2 separate regions of the Homo sapiens genome follow, and region 2 is linked to region 1. The links are chromatin contacts, found by Hi-C or POLR2A ChIA-PET in ENCODE. All regions are on one chromosome and are shown on one strand. The core of a region is the stretch at or near the end of the contact, and the rest is flanking DNA. Distances in the headings are between cores, read along the strand shown.

Region 1 (7,412 bases), core at 2,149-4,648:
TACCAACAATTTTATCAACTGTATCATGATCATCAAAAGTTACAAAAGCAAATCCTCTCTTTTTTCCACTCTGCCTGTCTTCCATAACTTCTATGGTTTCAATCTTGCCATACTTTTCAAAGTAGTCTCTCAAATTATATTCTTCTGTATCTTCTTTAATACCACCAACAAAAATTTTCTTCACTGTTAGATGGGCACCAGGCTTTACAGAATCCTACAAATAAAGTAATATATTAAGTCAAGAAACAAACTTTCACAACAATTTCACATATTACACAATGTATTATTAAAATACCTCTCTAGAAACAGCTCTCTTTGGTTCCACTACACGCCCATCAACCTTGTGTGGTCGAGCACACATTGCTGCATCCACCTCTTCAACACAAGAATAAGTCACAAAACCAAAGCCCCTGGAACGTTTTGTTTGGGGGTCTCTCATTACCTACAAAATAAAAAGTTTTATAACGTTGAAAACACCTCCACCGGTTCTCTACACCCCTTAGAACCCTTCTGTTCTCTTAGTAACTTACCACACAATCTGTGAGTGTGCCCCATTTCTCAAAATGTTCTCGTAAACTATCATCTGTAGTTTCAAAGCTCAGACCACCAATAAACAGTTTTCTCAACTGCTCTGGTTCCTTTGGATCATGGCCCTGAGAGAAAGAACCAATACTCTTAAGTTACCTTACAGTAGATGAATTAAGATGCACGAAGAGCCTTTAATGTACGGTAAGTAATAAAATCAACATCAAATTCCTGTGACAGTTAACACTTTGTCCAGTTAAAACTTTGACCAGACACCGGCGCGATGTCTCATGCCTGTAATCCCAACACTTTGGGAGGCCGAGGCAGATGGATTACCTGAGGTCAGGAGTTCGAGACCAGCCTGGCCAACACGGCGAAACCCCATCTCTACTAAAAACACAAAAATTAGCTGGGCGTGGTGGCGGGCGTCTGTAATCCCAGCTACTCGAGAAAGGAAAATCGCTTAAACCCAGGAGGCGGAGGTTGCGGTGAGCCAAGATCATGTCATTACACTCCAGCCTGGGCCATAGGAGCGAAAACTCCGTCTCAAAAAAACAAAACAACAAAAACTTTGACCAGAAATAAGACTTCAACTGTTAAAGGGGCTAACTTATGTCAAGGAAACCTATAACCAGCCTTTCAAATGCCAGCATCACTTCAACTAAATTGAAATCCAAGACAATTCCAGAATCAAAAAATCGCTTCATTTTTTAAAAGCTACAACTGTCTGAGAACCTTTACTTTAGAAGTTGCTAGTAAGTCATTTTCTAAGGCACTAAACTGTTGGAGAAGCAGTGTTGCATCTATCCCATTTCAACTCTTCTCAGTCTACAACCCAACATGCATTTAATTTTTTTGTTTGTTTTGTTTTTGAGACTGAGTCTCGCTCTGTCGCCCAGGCTAGAGTGCAGTGGCGCGATCTCGGCTCACTGCAACCTCCGCCTCCCGGGTTCACGCCATTTTCCTGCCTCAGCCTCCCGAGTAGCTGGGACTACGGGCGCCCGCCACCGCGCCCAGCTAACTTTTTGTATTTTTAGTAGAGACGGGGTTTCACCGTGTTAGCCAGAATGGTCTCGATCTCCTGACCTCGTGATCCGCCCGCCTCGGCCTCCCAAAGTGCTAGAATTACAGGCGTGAGCCACAGCGCCCGGCCCATACATTTAAACTCAAAACTGTGATGAAGAACAATCTAAAAGTTCTGAATGTCAAACTTACAGAAACTCACTGCTTTCAAGCAAATTAATTTAAAACAGGCATTCCTAAGCCAAACCAGCATTTCCCAAAAAAACTGAGGAAAAAAAAAAGCCGATCAAATAGCTTTCTATAACCCATGTTTGTTATATGCTGCAAAAATCTGCAATTTACAACTCAATTTTAAGAGTCACAACTAACTGGCAAGTTGGACTTACATTAGGAATGGTATGTATTGTCTGACTATAAGAACGGAGTACAGCAAAACAAAAATTGAGATTTTTAAGAATTAAGATGTCTTGAAATTGTTTTATACTTTAGTCAAGACTTTTTAACACATTGCATGAACTGTCATTTAATGCATGCATTAAGGTTTCCTTCACCCGAAGTTCTTAAATAAGGGGCTCACATTTACATTCTAATGTCTTCCTGTGTCTCCTAGAGGTAGAGATGTTAAACCGTTTAATGTGAAGAGATTGTCACATGCTAGAAAAAAACGTTAATAGCCTAAAGCATTAATTCATGTAATCTCATCTTTTCAAGTCTTGGATAAATGTATTCGATTGACAATAACGAAATCGACAAAAATATTTAGGATCCACATTAAATGTACTGCAAAAACGTGAAAATTTCAACTCTGGTTGCAGTCCTCTAAATAAAATTCCAGGAAACTACAACCAGAGCCGACTCAAAGAATGGGAAAACATGAAGATAAAAAACATTTCTAAATTCTTCCTTAACATACTATACTCAAATTCTTCTCCACCCACCCTCCTCAGCGGCCGGAGCCGGGAAGGAGCTGGCTGGGTTGTTTTTCACATCTACACTCAAATTCTCAAAAATTAAGTCCTTCGCCCACATGGCGGTTTAAGAAGTGTAATGTAAGTACTTTAGCAAAAATATATCAGGAAGTATTTTAAAGCAGCAAAGTTTTTAACAATCTCGTATTTCCAACAGGATGCTGCGAAAAAAAGAAAAGGCCAATTATCGACTTCTCGCGGAGAGGACCCGTAAAAGGCCTAGAAAAGCGTCGGCAGAACTTCAGCGAAAGCACTACCTCCCCATGCTTCGAGGCCATTTGCGGCTTTTTCTGCCGGGCCGCCTCCGCCCTCTTCCCTCCAATCCCAGGCTCGCTTTCCCGGCGGCAGAGCGAGGCGGCGGCCATTGCGGGCCAATGCGCCATTTCGTAACGCGGCGGCGGATCAATGTCAATGTGGCCGCCGCCCGCTTGCTCGCTCGCCCGGATGTGCCTGCTCGTCCCCTCCCCTCCCCCACCACCTCCTCCCAACCGCTCCCGCCGGGGCCCGCCATGCCGCCCTCGGCCTCGCTTCGGAGGCCGCGCAGCCGGCAGGCCGGCTTCCCTCCCGAGGCCTCCCCGACCAAGCCGCGCCTCCAAGGGGCCGCCTGTGCAGCCGAAGGTGAAGGCGAGGCGGGCGAGGGGCCCCAAGGAGGTCTCCAACTCTCGCTCCCCTCCCCCTCCCACAGCCTGTCTCAACGCAAGAGCGCGGGACGGCCGACCCGGTCCACCCGGCCTCCCCGCTCCCACCGAACCAGGCCCCCAACGCCGGCCATTCCCCACCAACCCCCCGCTCTCCCCCTAATACCTCCTCCCCCCGGCGGCGACGGCGACGGCCGGAGTCGGGCTGGGGGCGACCGGGCGGCGGTTTTACCTCCATTTTGAGACCGGACTCGCCTCTTCCAACTCGAGTTCAATATGGGACCGAGAGGAAGAGGCGGGGCCAGTCGTCACGTGACGCGTTTTCCGCGCGCCGCCAGTCTGTTGGGGGAGGAGCGAATTGGGAAGGGGGCGGAGCCAAGCGGGCGCGAAGAGGGACTGGACCAGCGGGTTGGCGGGCGGAGGGCGGAGGCGCGGCGTGCCGCGGGAGCGCGCGCGCCTCGCCAGCTTTCAGGGGAAGAGGGCCTTTGCCGCCGTTCGCGTCAGGGCGAGTTCCGGGACGTCAGTGCGGTCTCCGCCAATGGTGAGCGTCCACGTAGAGGGAACGCCTTGTGATCGCGCGTCACCAGAGAGAAAGGCCTTTCCCTTTCTTCTCGCGCTTGTCCCTCATTCCCCACGCAGGCCTCTAGTTCTCCATTTCAGAATTCATTCTATTCCTGTGCCCGAAATAAAACCCACGTTTTTCTTGCTTGTAATTTAAAGGTTGCAAGAAAAACTCCTCGGCCCCTCGGACCATCTTTCCTGTTTCCAAATGCCGGGGACCAGTGTCTGTGACTGCGCCGCCTGCCTGAGGGCATGTACTGAAAAGCCCTGCGACTCCAACATGTGGGACTCACAAGCACCTTGGACAGGCCTCAAAACGCGGCTGACATACAGAATTTTTACCATTAACGACCTGAGGCAGGACTGGTGGAGGTCAGTTCATTAGTTACTGATCTCAAGAAACAAGTCAGGACTATTTTCTAATGTGCTTCTTTCAAGTTAGTGTGGAAAGAGCTGATGCATCTGTTGTAGCTGACGGAATTTAAGGAACTGAATAATTGACAAGATTTCCAGAAAAGCAGGGTCGCCAGATAATGCTACCTGTTTGCGAATGATTGTTACCGTAATGCTCTAGAGAGCTAATCCTTTCTCGGCCTAGTCAGATGATTTTAAATCATTTGATTTTACAGAGCTTTAGTTTCAGTTTTTTAAATGAAAATGGGGATGGGATTAGGTCATCTTCTAACACCCACGACAGCCATAAATTGATAATCTATGGATCCATATTTAAAGTTACTGATAAAAATAACCACAATTGACCAGCCTCCCTTCCCTGTTAGGAAATGCTTTATATTTTAATTTAGCAACCCATGTGACCAACCCTTTTAGAATTGAACTGGCTCTCCCTAGGAAAGGTTAGAAATCTAATCAGTTATAGTAAGTTTCTGTTAACAAATGGGGAGTGGTCGACTTGGAGTTTGGAAAAGGGGAGCGTAAAGTCTAAAAGTTTGTTAATTTATCTAGCCGTTGCTCCAGGAGGACCTGTGTTATAGTTTGGAAACATTTACAAAGGGTATTTTTGTGGGGCAGAAAACAGTTAGCAGTCCTTAATGTAATTTGGTTGAAATAACCGTTCAAACCAGACTCCTCCTGTTGCTTTGATTCCTTTTTCGCAAACTTTCTTATGTTCTACGTATCCAGGTGCTCCTGATGGCCAGCAATAGACTTGAGACATTGGAAGAATGTATAGCCTTAGCGTCTATTTAGTGTTAAGATTTTGTAAGTCTAATTACTGTGAAATAGTCCTGGTAACTTTATCGATTCTGGATACAAAGAAAAATGCAAAGTGAAAGACCTTTGGAAATTGCTATTCACACCAGAGTACTCTATGAGACATTACATAGGTGATCAAGAAGAGTGATCACCTGGCTGCACTTTAGGGTATGTTTGTCCAGGTTTTTCTAATAAGTTAATTCTAATCAATAACTTTTGTTCTAATTAGTAACTTTTGTATAAATGTTAATGTTAAATCGCGAAACAATGTGGGATGGGATACTAAGTTCTCTCCAGGAACATGAAATGTCAGCCCATTTATTCACATCTTTTTGTCCTCCCTATTGTATTGGTCCAGATTTGTTGTTCATCCTGACTGTATGCTGTTTTTAGACATTAGTTATTTTTTATGCTTTTGTCTAAACAAGCTCTGGCCGGGCGCCATGGCTCACACCTGTAATCCCAGGCCTTTGGGAGGCCGAGGTAGGCAGGTCACCTGAGGTGGAGAGTTTGAGACCAGCTTGACCAACACGGTTAAACCCTGTCTCTACTTTTAAAAAAAATACAAAAATTAGCCGGGCATGGAGGCACACGTCAGTAATCCCAGCTGCTTGGGAGGCTGTGGCACGAGAATCACTTGAACTCAAGAGGCGGAGGTTGCAGTGAGCTGAAATTGCCCCACTGCACTCCAGTCTGGGTGACAGAGCGAGATTCCGCCTCAAAAAAAAAAAAAAAAAAAAAAAAGGCCGGGCGCGGTGGCTCACGCCTGTAATCCCAGCACTTTGGGAGGCCGAGGCGGGCGGATCACGAGGTCAGGAGATCGAGACCATCCTGGCTAACATGGTGAAACCCCGTCTCTACTAAGAATACAAAAAAAAAAAAAAATTAGCCGGGCGTGATGGCGGGCGCCTGTAGTCCCAGCTGCTGGGAAGGCTGAAGCAGGAGAATGGCGTGAACCCGGGAGGCGGAGCTTGCAGTGAGCCGAGATCACGCTGCTGGCTGGGCGCAGTGGTTCAAGCCTGTAATCCCAGTACTTTGGACGGCCAAGGCGGGCGGATCACCTGAGGTCAAGAGTTCGAGACCAGCCTGGCCAACATGGTGAAACCCTGTCTCTACTCAAAATACAAAATTGGTCGGGTGTGGTGGTGGGTGCCTGTAGTCCCAGCTACTCAGGAGGCTGAGGCTGGAGAATCGCTTGAACCTGGGAAGCGGAGGTTGCAGTGAGCTGAGATCGTGCCATTGCACTCCAGCCTGGGTGACAGAGCGAGACTCCATCTCAAAAAATAAATAAATAAATAAACTTAAGGTCCAGTTATGTCTCAGGTACAAAAACCACTTTTCCAGTCCTTGACCCTGTAGGGCACAGACTTGAACCTTGGCTATGGTCTGCACTTGCAGCCCTGACTCTTTGATATGAGAAAGGGAGTGTATGGGATGGGAGGAGGGAATGAGGGTCCTAGGGTGAGATGGGTGGCAGACAAACTTTATAATCTATATCAGGCCCTCTCCTTTATATCATGACATACAGAAAATAATCATTTTTGTACAGCATAGTAGGGTAAACTAGAAGATATTTGGAGGCATCTAAGTGGTGGTAATGTTTTAAGCATCTGATTTTGATAAAATACAAAGTATTAGGAATGATATTAAATATTGAATTTGCATAAAACTTTCAAATTAAAATTTTCCGTGTTTTTTAGTGATCAACTTGAACTTGTTCCTGTGAATACATTTTGATATTAGGTTTTATGGTTGAAGTGGCTTTATGCAGTTTCTGATCTAGACTTTTTTTTTCTTGAGACAGAGTCTCACTCTGTCACCCGGGCTAGAGTGCAGTGGCATGATCTCGGCTCACTGCAACCTACCACTCCTGGGTTCAAACAATTCTCATGCCTCAGCCACCCAAGTAGCTGGGATTACAGGCCCATGCTACCATGCCCGGCTAATTTTGTTTTTGTTTTTGTTTTGAGACAGAGTCTCTTGCTCTGTCGCCCACGCTGGAGTGCAGTGGCGTGATCTCTGCTCACTGCAACCCCTGCCTCCTGAGTTCAAGCTATTCTCCTGCCTTAGCCTCTCAAGTAGTAAGGACTACAGGCGTGCATCACCACGCCTGGCTAATTTTTGTATTTTTAGTGGAGACAGGGTTTCACCATGTTGGCTGGGTTAGTCTGGAATTCCTGATCTTAAGAGATCCGCCCGCCTTGGCCTCCCAAGGTGCTGGGATTATAGGCGTGAGCCACTGTGCCTGGCTGGAAGAAGGTAACTCATTTTGTTTGTTTTTGAGACAGAGTCTCGCTCTGTCACCAGGCTGGAGTGCAGTGGCACAATCTCGGCTCACTGCAACCTCCGCCTCCCGGGTTCAAGTGATTCTCCTGCCTTAGCCTCTCAAGTAGCTGGGACTACAGGCGCTCACCACCACACCTGGCTAATTTTTTGTATTTTTAGTAGAGACGGGGTTTCACCACGTCAGCCAGGATGGTCTCCA
Region 2 (7,412 bases), core at 2,036-4,535, 1.3 Mb before region 1:
ACGTCTTACATTTTCTCTGATGATGTCACACAAAATTATCATGACAAATATTACCAGAGCAAAGTGTAACGGCCAACACTTTGTTCGCTCATTTTACGCTGTCTCTGACATAAGGAGTGCCTGAATAGCTTGGAAAAGTAACATCTCCTGGCCATCCCTTCATTTAACCAAGCTATTCAAGTATTCCTATGCCAGAGCAGTGCCAACTCTTGGAGGTCCCAGAGTGCAGCCAATGCCTTTGTGTGGTAGTTCTAAATTTTAATTGCACCTGAAAAACCTGGGCACCTAAGCAATGAGCCACAGCAAAAAGTAAAGAACAACAACAAAATAAAGCTGTTGTTAAATTTTAAACAATATTACTAATTGCCCAAAATGTCAATTTGATGTAGTTCTTTTCATGCAAGTATAAATTCAATTGTTAGTTATAATTGTTGGACCTCCTTGAGATAGTAACAACAAAATAAAGCAAGCTATCTGCACCTCAAAATGTGTGGCTGGTTGTTTTCTGTGAAATTCTGGGGTGGGGAAGTATGCATCTTCGTGTATCACAAAAACGATCATAGATAGATAAGGCAACTCAAGTTCAAAACAGCCCATGCTGATCTAATTAAACTAAAGAGCTTCTGCACAGCAAAAGAAACTACCATCAGAATGAACAGGCAACCCACAGAATGGGAGAAAATTTTTGCAATCTACTCATCTGACAAAGGGCTAATATCCAGAATCTACAATGAACTCAAACAAACGTGTAAGAAAAAAACAACCCCATCAACAAGTGGGCAAAGGATACAAACAGACACTTCTCAAAAAAAGACATTTATGCAGCCAAAATACACAAGAAAAAATGCTCATCATCACTGGCCATCAGAGAAATGCAAATCAAAACCACAATGAGATACCATCTCACACCAGTTAGAATGGCAATCATTAAAAAGTCAGGAAACAACAGGTGCTGGAGAAGATGTGGAGAAATAGGAACACTTTTACACTGTTGGTGGGACTGTAAACTAGTTCAACCATTGTGGAAGTCAGTGTGGAGATTCCTCAAGGATCTAGAACTAGAAATACCATTTGACCCAGCCATCCCATTACTGGGTATATACCCAAAGGACTATAAATCATGCTGCTATAAACACACATGCACACGTATGTTTATTGCAGCTCTATTCACAATAGCAAAGACTTGGAACCAACCCAAATGTCCAACAATGATAGACTGGATTAAGAAAGTGTGGCACATGTACACCATGGAATACTATGCAGCCATAAAAAATGATGAGTTCATGTCCTTTGTAAGGACATGGATGAAATTGGAAATCATCATTCGCAGTAAACTATCGCAAGAACAAAAAACCAAACACCGCATATTCTCACTCATAGGTGGGAACTGAACAATGAGAACACATGGACACAGGAAGGGGAACATCACACTCTGGGGACTGTTGTGGGGTTGGGGGAGGCGGGAGGGATAGCATTAGGAGATATACCTAATGCTAAATGACGAGTTAATGGGTGCAGCACACCAGCATGGCACATGTATACATATGTAACTAACTTGCACATTGTGCACATGTACCCTAAAACTTAAAGTATAATAATAATAAAATAAAAAATAAAAAAAAACAGCCCATGCTAATAAGTTCTTTTAAGCAAATGTTTAAATTATCGTTAGATGTATTCAGCAATTTTGTTTAAAAAGCCTAGATATAGTTCTCATGGATATATTTATCCCCAAAAGTTTATCTTCTAAATATATCAAGAAAAATATTTTTAGGAGAGCTGATTCAACTCGGAATCAGCTGTGATTCAATATCTTTGATGGATTTTGAACATCTACAATTCACAATCTTTTGTGCTAAACACCACAGGGAACAATACAAAGATGATTAACACGGTATAGATACTGTCCCTCAAAGAGCATAGTGAACGGAAAAGGACAACTTCAGGGAAAATGATCAGTTGTGAATCTGAGTCCATATTGGCTACTGCAGCTCCAAATTGAGACAGAACAAATAAAGGACCTCAGAACTAAAGAACTATTTTATTCCCAAGTCTAGATCAGTTGTTTTAAAAGCATGGTAGAATGACAGTATATGGAAGACTGACACTATTTTAAATAGTGTCATTCTACTATGCTTTTTAAACAACTGATCTAGACTTGGTAATAAAATAATGCCAAAAATATCTGTATTTGTCCACTTCAATTTGTTAATCATAATTATAAGCCTATGATGTTATTTGCCTAAATTCACCTCCTTAATGTAGGTACAGGTGACCAAAGCTGAAGCAAATGTACTGTCAGTTTTCATTCTCCAGAGAAAAATCCTGGGTCTTCATTAATTTATTCAGCAAGTTTTCCGTCTTAAGTCAGATTCCCTAAAAGCAGAGCCTGAGACGGGGATTCTTGTCTCAGAAATTCTTTGAGGGATTATTACTCTCAGGGAAAAAGGGAATGGGGCAGCCAGCAGATAGGGCAGAGGAAGCAAGCTGAGCACGAATGTGGTCTCAGCAGAAGCCTCAGCCAGATCTCACAGGGAGCTTCAATCGTACCACAGAGTTGGTTCCATCTAGGAGCAAGGGGGCTGACATTTTGTACCCCCTTACCAACCAGTCAATGGCTACAGGCTATAAGCTGAGGGGCTGAGGAGGGATGGAAGAGGGAAATAAACCTTCCCAAGTGAAGAGGGGTGCCTGTTGGCCAGGACAATTCTCCGTGGACTAACGCAGCCAAACAGTGAACAATCGAGAAATCGATGGAAGAATACACATTTCCTGGGCATCTAAGTGATGCCAACAGAACCCACTACATCATCTTACAATGTTAAATGCCTATTCTTACCTTAAAATGAGAGGCAGGACTGGCTAGGTGATGCCTAAGGATGATTCCCAGCCTTGACATGCTGGTATTCTCACATATCCTATCCGTGGCTGATATAGTCTGTGCGGATGAAAATTCCAAAACCGAAGACAGGATTTCGCACTTGCTAAAGTTGGAGCTCCCAGGCGCTGAGATCCAATTTGGGCCTGGGAGAGTGGGGAGGGAGAGCAATCTGCCCAGTGAAGGAGAGCTGCGCTAAAGGCAAGGTTTTACTTCTTTTTATCCCTTAGCGAAAAGCCCACTGCCTCTGAAAGTAGCACGGTGTGGCCACACGGACACATGGGGGAAGTCAGTCAGAGGCGCTCCAACAGAACGGCCAGAAGCCCCTTTCCTGGCTTACCAGGCAGCCTCCTTCCCCTAACTCCTCCAGAAACAGCGCTCCTCTGAAGACGCGGGGGGAGGGTCTTCCGGCCCCACACCCCACCTTCCGCAACGCCAGGAGTGGTTCCTCAGCATTATGGCGTCATTTCCGAGTCAGACCCGCTCTTCTCTCCCCATGTCAACAGAGGGCGACAGGGAGCACCAAGCCGAGGCGTGCTTTTTGGTTCCAATCTACGCCCTCCACAAAACCCATGAGCAAGCTTCACTGTCATCCTGCCCCTTTTTTTTATTCACGTCTATTTTATAAACCCCACACCCTGGCTACATGATCAGCCGAATCATGTTGCAATTACATGTCTGCATTCAAAACCCTGAGGGCCCCGCTCAAATCTAGGAACTGCTGTTTACTAACTTACTTCACCTGGGGCAGGTTACCCAACTTCTCCATTCTTTGACATTCTCGTCCATAAAATGAGAATAACAGCAGCAACCTCACAGTATTATTGTGACGATTAGACAAGTTACTACTTGTAAAACTCAGAACAGCGCTTAGCAGAGCACCCAATAAATACCAGCAATCATTATTCTGTTAGGGACCACAGTACAGAATATTGAAGCTAGGGACTAGAGAAGCAGCACTTTAGAGGGGACCTAGCCTAGGTCTCACTGGTACTCATTAGATGTACGGCAGGCCACCTTTATTCTTGGGCAACCTGTCCCAAGATCCCCCAGTGGAATCCTGAAACTGTGGATAGTACTGAATCCTACAAATACTATGATTTTTCCTTTTTTTTTTTTTTTTTTTTTTTTGAGACGGAGTCTCACTCGTCACCCAGGCTGGAGTGCAGTGGCGCAATCTCGGCTCACTGCAAGCTCCGCCTCCCGGGTTCACGCCATTCTCTGGCCTCAGCCTCCCAAGTAGCTGGGACTACAGGCGCCTGCCACCACGCCAGGCTAATTTTTTGTTTTTAGTAGAGACAGAGTTTCACCTTGTTAGCCAGGATGGTCTGGATCTCCTGACCTCGTGATCTGCCCACCTCGGCCTCCCAAAGTGTTGGGATTACAGGCGTGAGCCACCACGCCTGGCCATGATTTTTCTTATACGTACATGCTGATACGGTTTGGCTGTGTCCTCACTCAAATCTCATCTTGAATTGTAGCTCGCATAATTTCCACCTTGTGAGAGGGACCTGGTAGGAGATAATTGAATCATGGGAGCCGTTTCCCCCATACTGTTATCATGGTAGTGAATAAGTCTTACAAGATCTGACGGTTTTATAAGGGGAAACCCCTTTTGTTTGGTTCTCATTTCTCTCTTCCCTGACACCACGTAAGATGTGACTTGCTCCTCCTTGCCTTCGCCATGATTGTGAGGCCTTCCCAGCCACGTGGAACTGTGAGTCAATTAAACCTCTTTTCTTTATAAATGACACAGTCTCAGGTATGTCTTTATCAGCAGCGTGAAAATGGACTAATACGCATACCTATGAAAAAGTTTAATTTATAAATTAGGCAAATTAGGCACAGTAAGAGATTAACAACAATAATAGAATATAACAATGTACTATAATAAAAGTTTTATGAATGTGATCTCTCTGTCTCTATATATCTTATTGTACTGTACTATGGGTAACAGAAACAGCAGAAAGTGAAACCACAGATCAGAGGGGACTAGTGTATTCATTTTCTAGCACTGCTGGAACAAAGTACCATAAATCGAGTGGCAGACACAACAGAAATGTATTGTCTCGCAGCTCTGGAGGTTGGAAGTCCAAAATCAGGGTGTTGGCAGGGTTGGTTCCTTCTGAGAACTCTGAGGGAAGAATCTCTCCTAAGCCTCTCTCCTTTTCTGTAGATGGCTATTTTCATGTTCACACGACATTTTTCCTGCATGTCTGTGTCCAAATTTCTCCATTTTAGGATACCAGTCATACTACTGAGGCTCATCCTAGTTACTCCACTTCAACTTAATTACCTCTATAAAGCCTATCACCAAATAAGTTCGCATCCTGAGGTACTTGAGGTTATGAGTCCAACATCTCTTAGGGAGGGACATAATCCAACCTGTCACCCTAGATGTGGCGGACATGGAACAGCACCTCTTTATAGTAAGTGTTCTGAGGGAATTTCTGAAAAGACAGATTTTTTCTCTATCCAATAGTAGCTGATTATGTAGATGAACCATAGAGGTTGTTAAACCAGAAACGATGAACCATAGAGGTTGTTAAACCAGAAACAGCCCATAAAATAACAGGTTAAATTGATATCTCCATGGTGACTGATTCAAGAAGATTGTTTTATGATCGTGCTCCAGAAAGAAAAAGTAATTTTCAGTTTTGTTTACTCTGCCCCAAACGTAATTTTGAGAAATTCAGGTAGAGAAAGTCATTTCCTTGTAATAGGAGAAAATAGTGACTGCTACTTAAGTAGGACTTTTGAAAATAGACTGGCCCATGGGTTTTTATTCTAAGGTTATAAAATATGAAAACTTGCCTTTATGCATTTTGGTACCTCTGGGTCAATGTTTCCCAAACTCTGCTCTTCAAGATGTTGTGGAAAAACTGTTCCACAGCCTAATAAACTTAGAATTTGGGTAATTTTTCTTCTCTATACAGGATTTCTCAGTCTTTTATGAGCTATGAATTATGTTTCCAGGAGGTGACACAGTGTTCCCCAAATTTATTTGAAGACAGAATTTGCTTTTCATTGGTGCTATGCATAATGCAGGTTGAGACAGGCTATATGAGGTGGAAACACTGAAGATGTGGAAAGGAATAGATCTTGGTTGAAGAGGCAACTGAATATCCTCTAAGAAATGAAGTTAAGTGCTATGATCAAAGAAATCTGGAGTGTTTGGGAGCACATTGCTGAGGCATCTTATCCAGTCAGAGAAAGGGGCAAACAGGCAAAAGCTGCAACCTAAAATATGGGATAAGAAGGGGCAGGCCTCACTTTCCAGGCAGAGGACCTTTGCACCTGCAGAGACCTAGGGGCAAAGGATGGCACAATACATCCAAAAAAGTTTAAAGAAAATTTTTTTTAAATTTAGTAGAAAAAAGATTATAGTGGAACAACCTTTGAAGGGCTGGGTGCAAGAGGCAAGGCCACCTTGCAGAAGGCCTCATATACCATATAATAGAGTTTGGGCTTTTCCCTAAGAGGTAAGGGAATCACTAAAGAGATTTAAGTCAACTAGAGACTTGATAAAATTTTATTTTTACCAAGTCTTTAGCTGTTCTGAGAAAGCTATGACATTTGTTTGCTTTCTACATCAAAGAGCTTATTTCCGCCTATAGAATTCCACTCACAGGAAGACTTCACCTACCACCAAATTTCTAACCCATGATGTCCCTTTTAATTATAGCCCTGGGAGGTTATAGGCAATCGTGGAAAGGTCTTTCCTAAGATTTTCATGGGACTTGGGGGTGCATGTCAATGAAGCCAATCTGTTAGACTTCCCAGGCATAGGAAAAGTGGCAGCAAGGGATGGATATAGGAGGACACCTTACTGCCCAAAACCTTTTAAGTGACAAAGGCCACTGCTATGGCATTGGCAGTGAAGAGGTAGAAGAGTCCTGCCCAGCAAACCAAGTTCCGCTGAGGATGCCGTGTCAAGAATACAGCCGATGGAGATGATACCCATTCACTCCTGCTCTATTTTAAGAAGAGATGGAAAGCAGGTAAGAGGAATGGGCAGCTATGCCAATGCTTCTCAATCTTGTAAGAATTCTCTGCAAAAGATAGTGTGGCCTAAAGGTCGGGATTCCAAACATGAAACTCATGCTTATCCTGAGATTGTTAGTGATCCACAAGGTTCCCTGAGACTGTGTCTATGTATATTTTTTAGGTTTCATTTACAAAGATGCCAGTGGCTTTAAAAGTTTAAGAAATGCTGTCCTACATGTGTCTACGAGGCAGCAGACTAGATAGATAGGATTTGTGAAAATAGATTGGCCCGTGGGTTTTTATTTGAAATTATAAAAAGTGAGAGTTTGGTTTTGTGCTTTTTGGTATCTCTGGGTCAGTATTTCCCCAACTCTGTTCCTTGGGATGTCTAAGCCACCTGAGAAATACCTACACATAGTTCCCCCTAAAAAGAGGCAGTGATGAACTCCATTTTTGAAACCCTACAAAGGCTCGATGCTCAGAATTTCCTTTCCTTCTGCATCCAGGAGAGGCTGCTGCCAATGAACCTTGTGGTTCCTGAACCAGC

What was found. Hi-C counts contacts between places; a loop is a spot of excess contacts on that map. ChIA-PET counts read pairs that join two places held with the same protein, here RNA polymerase II (POLR2A). Pooled maps may share reads with other maps.
Region 2: a pooled map shows a loop between it and region 1 (10-fold over the local background). The contact joins the promoter of TTN-AS1 here to the promoter of HNRNPA3 in region 1. A Hi-C loop is called at or near these places in 7 of 50 pooled maps. POLR2A ChIA-PET finds 5 or more read pairs at or near these places in 2 of 52 experiments (K562 and WTC11).

The regions. Positions count from the first base shown.
Region 1 is chr2:177,208,780-177,216,191 of GRCh38, reverse strand. It overlaps HNRNPA3 (heterogeneous nuclear ribonucleoprotein A3), which reads right to left and starts at 3,398. Exons shown (of 11, transcript NM_194247.4): 1 at 3,321-3,398; 2 at 531-653; 3 at 296-442; 4 at 4-214. The coding sequence starts at 3,392. It overlaps MIR4444-1 (microRNA 4444-1), which reads right to left and starts at 3,466; the gene lies at 3,393-3,466. LOC105373759 (a long non-coding RNA gene) reads left to right here and starts at 3,781. Exons shown (of 1, transcript NR_157853.1): 1 at 3,781-4,797. RefSeq lists silencers at 1,496-1,565, 2,971-3,760 and an enhancer at 2,760-3,431.
Region 2 is chr2:178,519,064-178,526,475 of GRCh38, reverse strand. TTN-AS1 (TTN antisense RNA 1) reads right to left here and starts at 3,285. Exons shown (of 7, transcript NR_038271.1): 1 at 2,840-3,285. It overlaps TTN (titin), which reads left to right. Exons shown (of 363, transcript NM_001267550.2): 363 at 1-487. RefSeq lists enhancers at 3,258-3,407, 3,084-3,596.